Linked DNA regions of Homo sapiens: region 1 is linked to region 2. Evidence: read pairs that join two places in POLR2A ChIA-PET (ENCODE). Cell type or tissue: Caco-2. All regions are shown on one strand. Each heading gives the region's core, and the rest is flanking DNA. Links, peaks and the distances in the headings are about the cores only. Region 1 overlaps PTCSC2 (papillary thyroid carcinoma susceptibility candidate 2). Region 2 overlaps PTCSC2 (papillary thyroid carcinoma susceptibility candidate 2).

What was found. ChIA-PET counts read pairs that join two places held together with the same protein. Peaks named below come from ENCODE experiments on the same cell type or tissue, not always from the same donor. Only the 100,000 strongest peaks of a DNase experiment are listed, where the experiment ranks them.
Region 1: POLR2A ChIA-PET joins it to region 2 with 5 read pairs; 2 of 35 experiments call an interaction of 5 or more read pairs at or near these places.

The regions. Positions count from the first base shown.
Region 1 is chr9:97,826,875-97,836,358 of GRCh38, forward strand. The region is part of intron 1 of PTCSC2 (papillary thyroid carcinoma susceptibility candidate 2); the gene reads right to left. Among named protein-coding and RNA genes, the nearest start is that of PTCSC2, 21 kb to the right of the region's middle. RefSeq lists a silencer at 604-825. In Caco-2, for the core only: no CTCF peak of the experiment used is centred there; a DNase peak (open chromatin) is centred at 4,667; H3K4me3 peaks cover 598 bases.
Region 2 is chr9:97,742,776-97,752,259 of GRCh38, forward strand. The region is part of intron 5 of PTCSC2 (papillary thyroid carcinoma susceptibility candidate 2); the gene reads right to left. Among named protein-coding and RNA genes, the nearest start is that of XPA, 50 kb to the left of the region's middle. In Caco-2, for the core only: no CTCF peak of the experiment used is centred there; DNase peaks (open chromatin) are centred at 4,616, 5,036 and 5,696.

The sequences.
Region 1 (9,484 bases), core at 3,389-5,888, 84 kb after region 2:
AAGGCAGTGAAACTATTCTGTATTATACTATAATGATGGACACTTGCCATTATACATTTTTCAAAACCCATACACTATAAATAAAGAGAGTTAACCCTAATACAATCTACAGACTTTAGCTGGTAGCGATGTGTCAATGTTGGTTCATCAATTGTAACAAGTGCACCACACTAGTGGGGAAAGTTGATGGTCGTATGTGTGTTGAGGGGTGGGATTGCAGTATGTGAAAACTCTTCGCATTTTCTTCTCAGTTTTGCTATAAATCTAAGCTGCTCTAAAACAGTATATTAATTTTTTTAAAACTGACAAGAAAAAAACATAAAACCTAGTAGTCCTACAATTGTCACACACATTGAATTGTTTAAAAAATTTCCACAAAGGAATCAGCAAACCCAAAAGATTTTAATAGCAAAATCTTTCAAACACTTAAGAAAAAAAATCCTAATAGAAAATGGGGCGGGGCATGGTGGCTCACACTTGTAATCCCAGCACTTTTGGGGGCTGAGGCGGATGGATCCCCTGAGGTCAGGAGTTCGAGACCAGCCTGACCAACATGGAGAAACCCCGTCTGTACTGAAAAATTCAAAAATTAGCTAGACGTGGTTGTGGATGTCTGTGATCCCAGCTACTCAGGAAGGCTGAGGCAAGATAATCACTTGAACCCGGGAGGTGGAGGTTACAATGAGCCGAGATCACGCCGCTGCACTCCAGCCTGGGCGGCAGAGCGGGACCTCCATCTCAAAAAAAAAAAGAGAAAAGAAAAAGAAACAGAAAATGAGACTCACTGCGGTCTGACTGTTTGTGTCCCCCTCAAAATTCATATATTGCTACCTAATCCCCAGTGCAATAGCATTAAGAGGGGAGGCCTTTGGGAGGCGAGAGCATTCATGAATGGGATTAGCACCTTTATAAAAGAAGCCAAAAGGAGCTTGTTCACCCATTCTATCATATAAGGACACAGATAGAAGGTGCCATCTTAGAAGCAGAGAGAAGCCCTCACCAGACACTGAATGTGCTGTTGACTTGATCTTGGACTTCCCAGGCTCCAAAACTGTAAGCAATAAATTCACGTTGTTTGCAAATTGCCCAGTATCTGAGTTATTTTGTTACAGCAGCCCAAACAGACTAGACAGGACTATTCCCCAATTATTTCATGATGATACCATAAACTTGACACAAAACCTTGAAAATAACATTAAAAGAAAGGATAATTGATTATGGATCAACCTTATTCATGAGCTGGATACCAAACTTGCAAACAAAATATGAGCAAATCAAATCCAATAATATATAAAAATGATAGTATATCTTGCTCTAGATAAGGTATATCGCCAAAATACAAGGTGGTTTAACATTTTCAAAAATCAGATTAATATTAACAGGTTAAAGAATATGATTATCTCAATAAATGCAGAAATAGCATTTAAAAAATCAACATCCAATCTATGACATAATTCCCTAAAATCTAGGCACAGAGGGAAACTTCTTAACTTGATAAGTGTATCCCCCCCAACCAAAAAAAAACTATGGCAAAATACTATATTTATTTGTGAAACATTAAAACATTATTTTTAGATAGAGATCAAAACAAGGATGCCCAATATCATCACTTTAATTCATCATTGTATTGAAAGCAATAAAGCAAGAGAAAAGTTACATACATATTTGAAAGGAAAAAACAGAAGTGTCGTTACTCACAAATTATATAATTATATACACTCAAAACACAAAGAACTCTAGAATAAATTATTAGATTTTTTAAGAGAGTTTAACCAGTTGCCAAATAACCAGTTACAAAATTAATGTAAAAAGTTCAGTGCTGTTATATCCATCAGCAATAAACAAGTAGAAACTTCAATTTAAGAAGACCTAATATTTTCAATTTTATTTTTTAAAAAGACAAAGTGTTAGAAATAATTTCAATAAGATGCACAAGGCCTTTACTGAGAAAATAGAAAACTTTATTGATAGACATTAAGGAAAACCTAAACAAATTATAAATAAAACATGTTCATGAATTGAAAGGCTCAATGTCATACAAAGTATTAGCCCAAGCCACTAATTTATGAGAAATACAGAAGATAAAAACATGTTGAACTACACCATAAAAATACAATTCAGAATATGGAAAACTCTATAAGACCAACAATCCAGCTTCTTCAACAAATAAATTCCAGAGAAAATAAAAGATGGAGCAATACTTTATGTATTAAGTGAGATAAGACTACTGAAAGCCAACCCAAAACAAAATGTAGAAACAAAAACAAATAAATTCATGAAATGAATGAATGAGTTGGAAATTTAAACCTTGACTTTTAACAAGTCATCAAGTTGCCCTTGATGATATTAAAGACTTATTGTTAATTTTTGGGGAGTACAACAACAGTATTGGGGTTTTGATATCTTTTAGAGATATACACTGAAATATTTACAGATGAATTTAAATGACGTCTGGGATTTGTTTCAAAATAATATGAGCACAGGGGACGATGGGGGCACAGATGGTACCAAATTGGACAGGATTGATGGCTGTTAGGGCTGGGTAATGAGTACAAAGGGATACATCATACTATTTGTTTTGTATATGCTTAAAATTCCAATTTTTTAAATTAAACATATATATCAAATATACATGTTATCCCTTACTCATTTATAGACTTCATATAATCCTAATCAGAATCCCAACAGAAGACAAAATAAATGTAACATATATGCTAATAGAATACTAAGCAACATTTTACATGATGCTCTTAAAAAATATTTAACTACATAGAAAGTCATTTATACATATTATTAAAGCAAATTATGAAGGATTATGTGTAGAAAACTTCCATTTATATAAAAAATAGGCCAACTGAGGACCAGAGCTCAGACAAGGAGTTTTTGCAGAAGGTTAAGTATCAGAGAGGTATGTCCAAGTGAGTGCTTCTTAACATTCACTATGCTTTGGAATCATCTGGGGGGACTTTTTTTTTTTTTTTTTTTTTTTGAGGCTGAGTCTCGCTCTGTCATCAGGCTGATGTACACTGGCACAATCTCAGCTCACTGCAACCTCCACCTCCCGGGTCCCAGTTCAAGCAATTCTCCTGCCTCAGCCTCCCGAGTAGCTGGAGGCGTGCACCACCATGCCCATCTAATTTTTGTATTTTTAGTAGAGACGGGGTTTCACTATGTTGGCCGGGATGGTCTCGATCTGTTGACCTCATGATCCACCCCCTCGGCCTCCCAAAGTGCTGGGGTTACAGGTGTGAGCCAATGTACCCAGCCTCATCTGGGAGGACTTTCAAAATATACAGATCACCAGGCCCTACACCAAAATATTCTATTTCAATTGGCCTGAAATGGAGCCCAGGCATCCATAGATTTTAAAAACTCTTCAGGTGATTTCAATGTATTTCCAGGTGATTTTAATGTGCAGGACTGAGAACCAATTATCTAGATTTACAAAGAGAAGCATAGAAAGATGGGTGGAGAATAGAAATGTGATAGAGATGTAATAGATATATGATTGATGGACAGATGAAAGATTTTTAATAGGTAGATAGATACGTAGGTGACACATGGATAGATGATAGATTTTTGAAACATGATGGATGAGACAGAAATATGGATAGATAGATAGATAATAGGTAATTAAGTAGATAAACAGTAGACCTGAAGATCTGAAGGAAGGGAAGAGAAAAAAGAGGAAAAAGGGATGGGAAAAGAAGGAATGGAATTTGGAATGACAGGTCAGAAATGGCCCACAACTCAGACCCTCAATGGACAAAAGAAAATGAAACAAAAATGAATTTGGAAAAATAAAAGGTGAATAGGTACAGCTAATGCAATGAAATGTAAAAGTTGTCTGTTCTTTGATCTATTATTTTTATTTAGAATCTATACCCCCTACTCATTTCACAAAGATATCTGTGATGTCTTAAAAGTTAAAGAATGGGGAGTGACTGCTTAGTGGATAAGGGGTTACCTTTTGGGATGAGGAAAACATTCTGGAACTAGATAGTGGTGCAGATTGTGAGTGCACAATCGATTGCATGGCATTGTGAATTACTCGATGTCATTAATGGTAAATTTTATGTTACATGTTTTTTACCACAATAAAAAAAATATATCCAAGAAAGATGAATTTTAAACTAAGAGAACCAATTCAAAAGAGCAGAGGATGTTGCCAGACCATTGGGGTGAGTTAATAATTACCACCAGCACTAAATTCCTTCCATGTCTCCTAGCAGCAAAGCAAAAGAAGAAATCTGGCAGATTATGGGGTTTTCTGTATATGTTCATGGACTCTTTGTGTAGCAAGATCTCTGTCTCCTTTCATTGTGCCCATTTCTTTATCTCATTGTATCACATGCTGATGATGGCAGGAGTGAAAGTGGGAGTCCTTCGGAAGGTTAGACCCAGTCAGGAAAGGAGGATTTGCGCCGGCTGGAAGAGGCAAGTCTGAGCTCAGCTCCCTCCCAGTGGAGTGATATCCACTCCCAGCCTGTCATCAAACGGCTCCTGAAGAATAGCAGGCCCTGCCGCTGCCTGGCCTTGGCCTCACCGGTGGGGCAGATGGCTGTTTGTTCAGTCTGAGCCTGGTAGAATCAGCCCTGACACTGATGGCCCTGTCTGTATTATGGAAGAGGACCCGGCTTACCTGCCCGTAGACAAACAAAGCGGATGATTTGACAGGCAAAACAGAGCCAGCCTCCTGTCTCCCAGGCAGCTAAGGGGCTATTCAAACCCAAGACCTGGAAGATTTTCATAGGTGCTGACATACGAAGCCGGAATGCAGAAGGGACAAGACAGAACTGACACCTGTGCAGTCAGGCGTGGCCAGCCACTCTGGGTATCCACACTGCGCCTTCAGAAGCTTGGAGTAGGCTCCACCCAGGAGAGAGACAGGGAAGAAAAGGGGGAGGGGTGGGAGACAGAGAGGAAGGGGGAGGGGAGATAAGAGGGTAGAGGGAGAGAGAAGGGAGTAGAGGGATAGGGAAGAAGACAGAGAGGAAAAGAGAGAGATCGAAATTTGGGGGAGAGGGCCCCAGTTTTCAGGCCTGCACCTTCAGCAAACCTCACCTTTGCCGCTGCCCTTGTTATTGTTCGACAGAGGAAAACCTTCCAGGCCACTCTCCTGGGAGCACAGAACTGCTCCGGAGAGCCAGGAATACTGACCAAGCCACTCACAGCAGGGGCCGGGAGGGGCTGCAAAGGAGCATGTATGGAGTTCCCACTGTATCGTTGTATGCGAGAGGCACTAGCTGGGGGCTTTACCCTCAGTCGCTGATAGCACCTTCAAGGAGCCCCTAAGGTACATACCCTATTATCTCTCTACTTTGCACATGAGGAAACTGAGTCTCTATAACAGTAATTTGCCCAAGTCACCCAGCTGGGAAGTGGCATAGCTGGAATTTGAACCCAGGTCTCCCAAGCACCTGAGCCCTGCTCTTTCTCCCTGAATTAAGCCAGTTCGTAAGACCTACAAGGCCCTGGAATCCATCAAAGTGACTGTGGTTCTTTCCAGATCTGTGACCCCAGCCATATGCCTTCTCTTTTCTGAGTCTCAACTTCCTCATTTGCAATATGAGAGGAAATTGTTGTAAAAACTAAATGAGACAGGAAGGTGAGAATGCTTGGTCATCATTGGTATTAGGTCAGCATTGCAGAGCTTCATCACACTTTTTTTTTTTTTTGAGACTGGGTCTCGCTCTGTCACCCAGGCTGGAGAGCAGTGCAATTACAGCTCACTGCACCCTCAAAGTCTTCAGAGATTCTCCCACCTCAGCCTCCACAGCAGCTGGGACTATAAGTGTGCAACACTGCACTTACCTAGTTTTTTAAATTTTTTGCAGAGATAGGGGTCTTGCTATGTTGAGAAGGCTGGTCTCCAACTTCTGGCCTCAAGCAATCCTCTCACCTTGGCCTTCCAAAGTGCTGGGGTTATAGAATCACACTTCTTGACCATTCTCAAAAACCACCGCCACCCTCAAAGAAGGTGGCCAAATCTACACAGATAGAACTTTACCTGTCCCTCGCTCAGGACTCTGAAAGAGCATTCTCTGCCCAGAGCCATGAGCAACCTGAAAGCAGAATTGCACCCCATTTGTCTACCCCAAGTGATCATCACAGAAACCAACACTTAGTAGGGACTCAATAAATGCTATTGAATGAAAGAAAACATAAATCTGAATGAAAAGTTAGCCACAAGACATGTCACATGCTGTGACGAAAAGAGTTGGGAATCAAAAGAACTGGTTCTGGCTCTACTAATAATGCATTATGGGCACTCACTGGCCCTCTCTGGATCTCAGGGATCCCATTAATTGAACTGAGAGAGGTGGAGTAGGTATTCTTTGGCAGTCCATTTCAGCTCTGATTTTGTGTGAGGCTGTAGGGTTAATGGGAAAGAAAGATCACACCTTCTGCAGCCCACCCTCCCCTCTCCATGAAAAGCCAAAGCTACATTATGGGCATATTTGAGGATAGTCAGGGAACATTCTAAATAAATGGCATCTATGTAACTCCTGATTTAATCAGAAACAGACCAGCAACATTCTCAACAGCCAGATCCTTCAGTCTATGGAATACAGACTCACTCATGTGTGCACTGAGCCTTACAGTTTGCAAAGTGCTTCACCTCCTTTGTCTTATTTAAACCTCAGCACAGTCCTGTGAGGGGCCCTACAATGGCAGAAGTCATCACCCTGTTTTACTGACCATGAAACTGAGGTCACAGGGATGAAATGACTTACCCAGAGGCATACGGGGAAACAGTAGTAGAGCTGAGATGTGAACCCAGAACCAGGCTCCTGACCCCAAATTTAGCCTTCTTTCCTCTACACAGTTCACCTGTACACAGGCTGTGAGCAGGAGATGAACTCATTCAACCAAAGCCTGATTTGGAGGTTCACAAGTTTATCACCTGGGTGGAAAACTGCCCAGCACAGTGGAGCATTTTAAAGTCAAATTTGGAGCAGAAGAGTGCATGCAGTGATACCAGATGGGCTTGTGGCCATGGAGAGTTGGCTGTATGGGAGGCAAGAGGCCAAGCCTGGGCTGCAAGCCTCATATGCCACTCAGTGCTGCAGCTGGAAGGATGGCCTACATTCAACCTCTGAATATGGAGATACTGAAAGACAGCCATGCCCATAGATACATACCCACTGCCCAAGCTCCCTTCCCCATGCCTACCCTGTTCCCCCAGCTGTCCTGGTTGTCTCAACCCTTCCCCTGGGATGCCCAGGACCCACTTGCAACTAAAAGGTTAAAGCCTGGCATCGCAGGGGCCCGGTCTGAGCAGGCTTCCATTCTAATTGATCCAGGGCATATTCTGATTGGCCAATACCTCCTGCCCTGCAGAGTGTTAAAATTTTTTTCAGTTATAGAAAAATTTGAATTTTATTAGTTAAAACATTATATCTATGATACGTTCTTACCAAACAGTAGGAAATTGTAATTCCTGCAGCTAACATGAATTCTACTCAAGAACATGCTATTTCGGTTCTTTTGATGAAATTTTCTACCCTCAAAACTCTTCTTTCATCAATTAAAAAAAAAAAGACTAATTTACATCAATCGTTGTTATGCAACAGCTATTGCCATTTAATGGAGAAAGTGACCACCATTTCCCCTGCATTATTTCTACCATATAATCAGTTCCTAATAACCTATTATTGTCCTCCCATAAAAATCTCTGCATCCTAATGTCTTGGCCTGCTCATTTCATTGTTGGTAGAGCCTTTCTTTCCTATAACCTACAATACCCTCTTGTCAGAAAAGCATCCTGAACACAATAAGTATGATGACTGACATAATAATTTTACATTATACTCTACCCCTGCTCCAGGCTCTCTAATTCAGAAAATAGAATATTGTTAATATCACTCCATCAGGCTAGAAGAGACCTTGGGGAATGTCTTAGTGCTTCTCTATCATTTGAGTTTGAAGATACTTTTTTAACAGCTATAAATTCCACAGTCCTTGCAACATACAAAGTAGATAGACTTTTCAGTAAACACTGAGAAATTTTATGTCCAAAAAATGACCAAAAATTCAGTAACATCTTAAAATGAATTTGCATTTTATTTGTCACGCAGCTTGACATACATTTGAAAAGTAGTCATATATGCATATATACACACACACATACATACACACACACACATATATATATATAAAATACAGGTTGAGTATCCCATATCCAAAATGCTTGGGAACAGAGTGCTTCAGATTTTGGATTTTGGGGGATTTTGGAACGTTTGCATGTGCATAAAGAGATCTCTTGGGGACAAGACTCAGGTCTAGACACAAAATTTATTTATGTTTCATATATACCTTATAGACATAGTCCAAATGTAATTTTATACAATATTTTTATAATTTTATGCATGAAATAAAGTTTGTGTACATTGAACCATCAGAAGGCAAAGGTGCCACTCTCCCAGCCCCCCATGTGGACAATCTGGTTGTTTGGCATCACCATCATTCCTGACTCTGAATTTATATGCTTCTGATTAGCAATCATTTTCTTATGCTAATTCACACCTAAGTACTTGATAGTAAAAAATATGACATACCATTAATGCAGTAAAAAACTAATGTGTTCAGGGTAACTGAGCAGCACAGTAGCATCACCAGAATGCCTGCATCAACTGTAAAACAACAGCAACAAATAACAGCAGGCTTTCATTCCCCATCTATAATGCTGTTTTGATTAAAAAGTTACTGTACACTGTATATTTGGGGTGGGGAGTTGAGCCGGGCATGATGGTTCACGCCTCTAATCTCAACACTTTGGGAGGCTGAGGTGGGAGGATCACTTGAGGCCAGGGGCTAGAGACCAGCCTGGGTAACATAGTGGGACCCTATCTCTACAAAAATAAAAGAAATAAAAATTTAAACAAAATTAGCCAGGCATGGTGGTTCATGCCTGTAATCCCAGCTACTTAGGAGGCCAAGGTGGAAGGATCGCTTGAGCCCAGGCCCTCAAGGCTGCAGTCTTCTATGATCGTCCCATTGCACTCCAGCCTGGGCAACAGAGCGAGACTCTCTCTCTCAAAAAAAAAAAAAAAAAAAGCCCACAAACAGTTGAAGGATCAGGAAGAGGGTATGCTGAGGCCGAGATGGAGTCACTGGTGAGTTCCACCAAATGTTTAATGAATAACACCGATACTTCATAAATTATTCCAATAAGATAGAAGAGGAAGGAATACTTCACATCTCAATCCGTGAAGCCACTATTACCCTGATGCCAAACAAGACGAAGATATCATGAGAAAAGCATAGACCAATATATTTTATGAATATAGATGTAAAATCTTCAAGAAAATGCTAGCAAACTGAATTCAACAACATATGAAAAGGATTATACACCATGCCCAAGCGGTATTTATCTCAGAATGTAAGGTTGGTGCAGCATATGAAAATCAATCAATATACTATGACATATTAATAGAATAAAGGACAAAAACTACACAGTCATCTCAATAGAGGCAGAAAA
Region 2 (9,484 bases), core at 3,676-6,175:
TCTTGTTTTCCGGGGTATAAAACCCAGGACAGGCTGCTTTCCAGGGTCCTCCGCTGCCGTACAAGTGGGAGACACACAGTCGAGATTCCTTTCCCCTGGACAGCTTTCCGGAGCCTTAGGGCTCAGGCCTCAAATGCGTCCTACGCTTCTACAGTCCCTTGCTGCATCTCTGTAAGCAGTGAACCCACTTCATGTAACTTGTTGTGTGTGGGCGTTCTATCTCATCCCACTCAGACAAGTTGGTAACCAGTACACAGTGAACCTGATTCACAACTTGTAGTATTACTGATTCAACGTTTTTCTTATATCAACTTGCTTATTAAATTTTTGCTAAGCTGTATCTGTGAAATAAAATGAGATTTATGTGCTAGTAGTTCCTACTACAATAAAAATAATTTTCCAACCATTAAAAATGATTTGTCCCTGATGACCTAAAATCAGATTGAGACTCATCAGTGCTAAGTTAGAGAGATGGGATTATATAGTCTGTAAGTGCCCTTCAAATCTTGAGAGCTCCTGTATTTTGTGTTTTTACAGAGTATTTTGTTTAATCCCTATTTCAACCCTATAAGGTAGATACTATCCTTGAGTTTTCAAATGAAAAAAAAAACAAAAACTGAGATTCTACGATATTCAGTAATTTCCCCAAAATCCCACAGCAAATGACAGAGCTAGGATGGGAACCCAGGAGTCAGAAATCGGAACTTGTGTTCCTAATCACTTAAGCTATATCACAAATGAGAGAGGTGGATGATTCTATGACTGTAGGGCTCTAAAATGATGTGAAGGAATGAAATGTCTTCACATAGACAAGAAATGTCTATGTCCTAATTCCCAGATCCTGTGAACATTACTTTATATGGTGAACAACGTGATTCAGTTAAAGATCTTGAGATAAGGAACTTATCCTGTATTACCTGGGTAGGACCTGCATCAATCACATGTATTTTTTAAAAGAGGGACGTTTGACACAGACAGAAGACACATAGAAGAGAAGGTGATATGAAGACAGAGGCAGAGATTGGAGTGATGCAGCCGCAAGCAACGGAATACTGGCAGCAACCAGAATCTGGAAGAGGCAAGGAATGGATTCTCCTGCTGGAGCCTCCGGAGGAAGTACAGCCCTGCTGGCACCTTGATTTGGGACTTCCGTCCTCCAGAAAAGAGAGAATACATTTCTGTAGTTTCAAGCCACCAAGTTTGTGGTAAAGTTTTTTACAGCATCCACAGGAAACTAATACCAGTGGTAAAGTGTACTTTACCTCCCCGTTTGTCATAGTTGCTCTTGATGGCTGGAATGGTCTGTTTGGGGCTTTGATATGGTTTGGCTCTGTGTCCTCACCCAAATCTCATCTCCAATTGTAATCCCCACATGTCAAAGGCGGGATCTGATGGGAGACGACTGGATTGTGGCGGCGGATTTCCCCCTTACTATTCTCGTGACAGTGAGTGAGTTCTCACGTGATCTGGTTGTTTGATAAGTGTCTGGCACTTTCCTCTGCACTGTCTCTCTCTCCTGCTGCCATATGAAGAAGGTCCTTGCTTCCCCTTTGACTTCTGCCATGATTGTAAGTTTCTTGAGGCCTCCCTAGCCATGTGGAACTGTGAGTCAATTAAACCTCTTTTGTTTATAAATTACCCAGTCTCAGGTAGTATCGTTACTAGCAGTGTGAAAACGGACTAATACAGGCTTGTTAACATGATTCTTGCCTTTGGATCAGCTTGGCATCAACTGACTCTGAAACATCAGTAGAAAAAATAAAATCAGGTAAAAATGAGAGAAAGAAAATTATACAATAAGCAAGTTATATAATAAGCACCTATATTGTTATTATTGCACTTAAGTTTTACCTTGAGCCTCCAGACAGCTGAGGCAAAACGAAAATCAGGGCGGATGATATAATTTTCACTTTCTGATAAAAAGGAATCAGTTTTGCTTTTCAAGAAACACACATCTTTCCTTTATGTTGTATTCTAGGAATAACTGAGCAAGTATGTCTTCACACAGTGGACACTGAACAAGGCAGGAGATAAAATGCTCAACAGTGACTCAGACAAGATCTAGGGCTATCCTCACGTGGAGGGTTCTCATGTTATCCCTTCATAAACACTACAGCCCAATAAAGAAACACAGTTCAGCATCCTGACCACCCAGACTGGCACCCAGGAATAAGCCCTCACACGGACAGAGTACACCAGGGTTCACAAAGTGCTTTCACATCTGCCATCCTACATATGTTCAAACAGCCAGTCAGGGCAGACAGTGTAATCTGCGTTTTACAGATGCGAGAACTGAGGCTCATATTCTGGAGATTGTCCCAAGGTCACACAGCTGGTGAGTGGCAGGGCTGGGGTTCCCTGAGGCTCCAAGAACAGGTCTCCCAGGCGTGCTGCCTGGGAGTGAAATCCAAATGCCTCCTGTTTTTCTACAGGAATTTCATACACATCTGTCTTATCTCTCCAAGCACACTGAGCCTTTGCAGGCAGGGTCTTTTCTCCCATGTTTTAGGAAGCCTTGGTTATCTGCCCAGGGCTGGTAGGTGAAAGATATCCTGCCATGTGTCAGGCCCTGCCCAGGAGAGACACCCCATGCTCCATCTGGTCCTTTAGGTCAGGTCCCAAGCTATCTGAGAACAGTGGCCTAAAGGAGAGGAGTTGAGGAAGGGGGTTAGGGAGCAGACCCAGCACTGTCCAATAAGATCCAAGGAGAGAGGGCAACGCCCCTGCCAGCTAAAGGTGTGGCCAGGGTGCTGTCCGACCCACAGTGCTGACTGGTCTCTAGTTGCTGGGAAAAGAGAGACCTCCAGGGAAGTGGATTTGTCCTTCCTGTATCCCACCCTTCCCAATCAGTGGTTGAAGGGGTTGGAGACACTTTCTCAACTGAGGCACTGGAGGAGAAGGAGAAGGGGGGACTGAATGCTTCTGCTTCTCCCACTTTCTTCCTACTCCTGCCCCTTTGCGCCCTTCTCCCTAATTCATCCTGTTCCTCTTCTCTCATCCCCTTCCAACCTCCCCTCCATTCCTCTGGAGGTACTCGTTTTCCACCTCCCTCCATCCCTACCTGCTCTGTTTATTTCTTCCTCCCTCTTTCCTCTTCACCCACTAGATGTGCAAACACTTGCAAGTTTCTTAACCTCTCTGAGTGAAAGCCCTAACCTCACAAGGTGGTTGTAAAGCTCAGTGGTCAGCATAGAGAAAATGCCCAATCCAAGCGTGTTCTACTCACTCACTCCCATTTCTTCCAGATGGGAAGGAGGACAGATAGGGGCACCACATTAACTCCCTTCCTCACCACCGCAGAGCTCCCGCATACCAACTGTGCCCCAACCAGTGGAGAAAGCCTAGGGTCACAATGGACCTCCTCTTCCACCTTAGGAGACAGACCATGGCCCAGGATGTCAAGCTACATCCAGCAGGGCTATCGGGTGACATATAATGATGGATGATGATCTCTAAGAGGGAGTGGGAATCATGATTTACCATACACCTGCCATGTGCCAGGCATAGGCTGAGCATTCTACATATATGGTCTTTATGAGAGCCCTACGAAGCAGGTGCTATTTTAGTAACCCTGTTTAACAGATGAGTAAAGAGGTTTAGAGAGATGAAAGTCAGGGAGTGACCTTCCCTGGGTCACATAAATATTAGGTGGTGAAGGCAGGTCAGTCTGACTAAGTGACATGCTCTTTGATTTAACTTTTTTTTTTTTGTCTGGCTCTGTCCCCCAGGCTGGAGTGCAGTGGCATAATCTCTGCTCACTGCAGCCTCTGCCTCCCAGGTTCAGGCAATTCTCCTGTCTCAGCCTCTGGAGTAGCTGGGACAACAAGCATGAACCACCACACCCGGCTAATTTTTGTATTTTTAGTAGAGATGGGGTTTCACCATATTGGTCAGGCTGGTCTCAAACATCTGACTCAGGTGATCCACCCACCTCGGCCTCCCAAAATGCTGGGATTACAGGTGTGAGCCACCGCACCCAGCCGATTTAACTTTTTATTATGGGAAAATTAAGCATATAGAAGATTAGACAGAATAGTGTAACCAACCCTCACTCACCTGTCACCCAGCTTCATTGATCAGCTCTTGGCCAGTCTTATTTCATCCTAATCCACATCCATTTCACCCTTTCCTTATTTTGAAGCATATCTCAGACATCATATAGTTTTGTCCATAAATACTTCAGTATGTGCCTTTACAAGACAAAGCCAATTTTAAAAACGTAACTAAAATACCATTGTTGTGCCTTAAAACTTTGTAAAATTTCTTAAGATTACCAAATAACAAGGCAGCACATTTAATTCACATTTCCAATCATTGTTCTACTCTCCCCTGCTGCCTCTTTTAATAAAGATAATAATACCTCTTCCACTGCAAAGCCCTTCCACACACATTATCTTATCTAATGCTCATTATCTGCCCTTGGCCCTACACAGGGTTGGACTTTCTTCATTCCGGAAATGTGAGAAAGTCTTTCTAGAAAGGCTCAGAGAAGTGAATGGACTCACCCAAGGTTACACAGTAGGTTAGGGGCAGAGTCCCTAACCTCCTGTCTCCCAGCCCTTGCCTCTGTTCACCTTAGGGGCCTCCCAATGGGAGGTTTCATCTGTCAAGCACAGAGGCCAAGGCAGTGATGGGGGGTGTCCTGGAGGAGCAGGATGAGAGACTCTCCCTGCAGTGGTGGCAGCCTGGACAGTGCATGTTCTCAGCTGGAGAGCTACAGCCAAGCCTCTTTCTCTTAATAACAACAGTACTAATTCCCTGGCACAGGCTTGTTTGTGTGCAGTAGCTCCCCAAAGCCTAGGCCGTGGCTGGGGCTTATCATCTGGCCTCCCGAGTGGCATGCCTTAAGCCCCCTGCACTAGGGCAGATTGGATACTGAAGCCCAAAAGGAAGGCACAATAACCACATCACTCAGTCAGCCCCATTCTAATTCTGCTTTTCACCTAAGTACAGAAGGAGGGCAAAGGTTGCTCTGTTTTTCTTCTGGGAACCTCCTTGCCTAGCCAGCCCCACACATGCAGAGAATGCCAAGGATTCCATTCTAAATCCCCTGGCTTTTATGGCTAATTCTTCCATTAGTCTGCAAGCTATAGAGCAAACCCTTCAGCCTGGCATTCAAGGCCTGCAGTCTGCCCAACACCACCGAGGTAACCTATCACAGATAGCAAAGAGACCATGGTGCAATTTCAGGGAAAACAAAAAAGCTTTATACAAGCTAATTACTGGAGTTGTCCAGTTAGAGCTTCACTTCCTTAGCTTTTGAATGTGTTGTCTGTCTAAATGCAAACAATGTCGCCACCAATGGTGTCCATTACATCTTCTTCCATACCTCAAATTTAAAGTCCTAATAATACTGCTTGCTACTCATTTGCACAGATGGACTGTGACATTTCATTTTTCTTTGACTTTCCTCATGCTGTTTCCTCTGCCTGGAAACTTATTTCTTCCTTCTTCATCCACTAACTACCAGGTGTATCTCAGAACTCAGCAGAGACATCACCTCCTCCCGGGAAGATTCCTAAATGTCTCCTTCCCCTCATCAGCCTTTCCACTCCCTACATTGGGTGAAGGTCCCTTTCATGGGCTTATCTTTATCTTAGCACTTACTTCAGTGTACCAAACTCAGCAGCTTGTGAGCCTTCAAGGGCAGGGATCATGTGTTGTTCATCTCAGTCTCCCCCAGGCCTAAATACAAGGCGTGGCACATACTAGGATCTCAACTTAATGTGCTCGTTGAAATACTTTATCTCCCTGAACCTTCACAACAGCCCTGTGGGTCAGGCTGCCCAGGAGTCGTGATGCCTCTCATTTTATGGATGTGGAGGCTAAGACAAAGAGGGGTGAGTGACATGTCCCAGGCTCCATGCTGAGAGGGAAGCCAGCATCTCACTAATGCCTCCTGGTCTACCTGCCACCCACTTGGACCAGCCCTGGATGCCCAGGTCAGAGGATGTGTGACAAAGTGGAGCAGAAGGCAGGGCCTCCAGGCACATGCAGCACAATCCCTGTTGCCCCAGGGTAAAGCCCAAATTCCTCCTCCTGGCATAATGACCTTCCCAAGGCCATCTCTCCAGGCTCATCCTTTAAACTCCTTCTCAGATACCCCTGTTGAGCCACACCTGCTTATCCACCTAAGCTTTAAGGGCCTGGGCTCACCTGAGTTTTAAGAACCCTGTACTTGGTGCCTAAACTGTGTCCCCATTGCACCCTGGGACTTCACAATCAATTCAACTGGATGAAGAGGCAGAACAGATGTTCACTGAAGTCTTGCAACGTCAGAGTAAAAAAACAGCAGTGTTTGGAACACACAGATGGCTCAGCCCTTCCCAAACTGTGTTTGTGGAATACTACAATCCTGAGAGATGCTTATAGCTATTCCTCCCACAAAAAACCCCATGGGCAATACATAATAACAATGCCCATAGCATCTTACATGCAATGTTGTCTTTCATCCTGATAATATCCCTAAAAGGCAGGGTCCATATTTTCCTCTGAACTGTGAGGAAACTGCAGCTCACAGAGGCTAATGAACTTCCCTGTGGTTGCACAGCTAGGCAGTAGTGCAACCAGGATTCCAAACTCATCTTGTGCATTTTGCCACTTTGCAAGTCTACCTTTCTGTCTACTGCATTGTTCCTCGAGGAAATTCAAAATGTCATTAGCATGCTGAACATCCTGAGGATTCTTGTCTAAATTTAACTAAGCATTGGCCAGGTGCGGTGGCTCACGCCTGTAATCCCAGCACTTTGGAAGACCAAGGCAGGTGGATCACAAGGTCAGGAGTTTGAGACCAGCTTGACCAATATGGTGAAACCCCATCTCTACTACAAATACAAAAAATAGCTGTGTGTGGTGGCGGGTACCTGCAATCCCAGCTGCCTGGGAGGCTGAGGCAGGAGAATTGCTCAAACCTGGGAGACAGAGGTTGCAGTGAGCGGAGATCACTCCACCGCACTCCAGCCTGGGTGACAGAGCGAGACTCCATTAAAAAAAAAAAAAGTAAGCATCTTCCACACTTATTTGAGGCTGGAACAACTCCCTTCCCACCACTACTTTTTGTTTGCTGAATCCTATTCCTGTCCCACAGAATACAAATGTTTCACTGAACACAGTTTGTGAAGTGCTGCCCTGAAAAATATCAGCTCTTGTCCTGACAACCTGAGAGCACAGGATGGAGGCCGTGAAGGAAGCCTGGAGACCTCTGTGCAGAGCCTCTTTGTTGTACATGTGAGGTTCTGAGACCCAGAGAGTAGCAGGTGTTCTCAGGTTGCACAGCCAAGGAGGGGAGGCACCATGGCCAAGAACGGCCTTTTCACTCCAGGCAGGCTGGCAGGGCTGGCATTTTGGAAAGCTCTCAGCAGACAGAATTCACACACCTTCCTGTAGAGGCCGCACAGGATTCAAGAGATGGAAACTGCTGGAAGGAGCACTGTCTTATTGAAAGTAATCTCAAGATCCCAGGACCACAAAGCTAGATGTTTCACATCAGTCTAATTCCCCCAACACACAGGCCTAGAGAGGAGAAGGACTTATTCAAGGCCACAAAGCAAGTTCAAAGCACAGCTGGAACTAGAATCCAAGTGTCCTGCCCCCTGCCTCCAGCTCCAAGGCTCTGTCTGGCCTTTCCTGCAGTTGTTGATATGTCTGTCTGTCTTCTCAGCCTGGCCAGAGGCCCTTTGAGAGCAAGGTTCATGCTTGGCTTCCCAGCTCCCAGCACTTAGGACTAAAGAAATATTGGTAAGTGAAGGAAGGCAGGGCCTGGTGGCTCAGACCTATAATCCCAGCACTTCGGGAGGCTGAGGCAGGAGAATCACTTGAGGTCAGGAGTTCTACATAGCCTGAGCAACATAGCATGATCCCATCTCCAAAATAATAATAATAATAATAATAATTAACCGGACGTGGTGGTGCGTGCCTGCAGTTCCAGCTACTTGGGAGGCTGAGGCAGGAGGATCACTTGAGCCCAGGAGTTTTGAGTTACAGTGAGCTGATCACATCGCTGCATTGCAGCCTGGGAAACAGAGCAAGATTCTGTCTCAACAACAACAACAAAAAAGGTGGGGGGGGGGAAATGAATACATAAAATATTTGATTTTTACCAAAAACCCTCTTTCTCAGCTTGATCATTTACAGGGCTGGGATTATCTTTTGGCTACTTCCAAAAATGATTGCACCCTCAAAGGATAAATATTTGCTACCAAAAAGTAACAGCAACACTTATATTGTGCTTAATATATATGTGTGTATACACACACATACACATGGCTGGTATGAGGAGTATGGCAGTAAACATGACAGATTCTGTCCCTACTGTTCATGCCTTCATAAAGCTTACATTCTGGTAAAACAGATCATCATTAAACAATTTATTTCCCAATTAATTAGCCAATTAAAATGGTGGTAATTGCTACAAAATAGCAGTAAACTGCACTGTGATTAGCTTAATCAGAATCGAAAGTGCTAATCTGCTGAAGGTCTTAAAAGCTGTCATTAAAAGAAACTTTTCCATAGCTCCATACAGCAGTTGTAAAAAGAAAGCAGACAGAAAGAAGTTCTTATTTATCTGAGGAAAATTAAAAGAAATTCTTAATCAACACATATTCCTGCAAAACAGGACTCCTTACAAGCAAATTAGAGAGAAGATATTCAAGAGATATTCAGCAAGAATACCTTCTGAGCACCCACTGTACCATGGAACCTGATGGTAGCTATCCCAACAATACCATTAAGTAGGAGTTATTACCGTAGTTAAAGAGGAGAAACCAAAGGGTCAGAGAGGCTAACCAATTCTTCAAAGTTCAGCCATGCAGCTACCAAGTAGGACCAGGATTTAAGCCCAGGATGATGTACAGCAATGCCCAGAATCTTTTCCTACACCATGTTGTGTTTTCTAATCTTAAAAGCTGATCAACCAAGAGTTGAAACTTTGGACTCTGACATCATAGGTATGCAAAGTCTTCTTGTCAATGCCATCTCTCCTTCATGGGGCCCTGGAGAAAGAACATTGCATTTTCTGGGAACCAAGAGGATCAAAATGAGAAGATCATGTATGATGCAAACCACACTTCTTGGGGGAATTGTTAATTACTGGAATTATTGCATTCTTTTCCTCTGAGATATAGGTTTCCTGAACAAAAAGCTTTAATATTTTATTTATGCAAATGGAGAAACTATTCTATATCCCTCAAATAAGATGCTTAAGTGGGATCTTTTCTCTGCATTTTCCTTCTCTAAGGCAATTCCATCTCTTGGCGCAGCCAAACCTTGCCCAGAATTCCTGGCCCCAATTTCATGAGCAAAACTATATCCCACTAATCCAGTTTTCTCGTAGTTTAAAAGGGACAGTGGAGCTGCACTTTTCTTTTGAAGGAAAAAGGGCTCATCTTTTTCTGGATTCATCCATTGGCCTGGGAACGTTCTTTATCTGATCACCACATGGGCCTGACTCCACAAATGCCTTTTCCCATCAACGGGAGTACTTTGG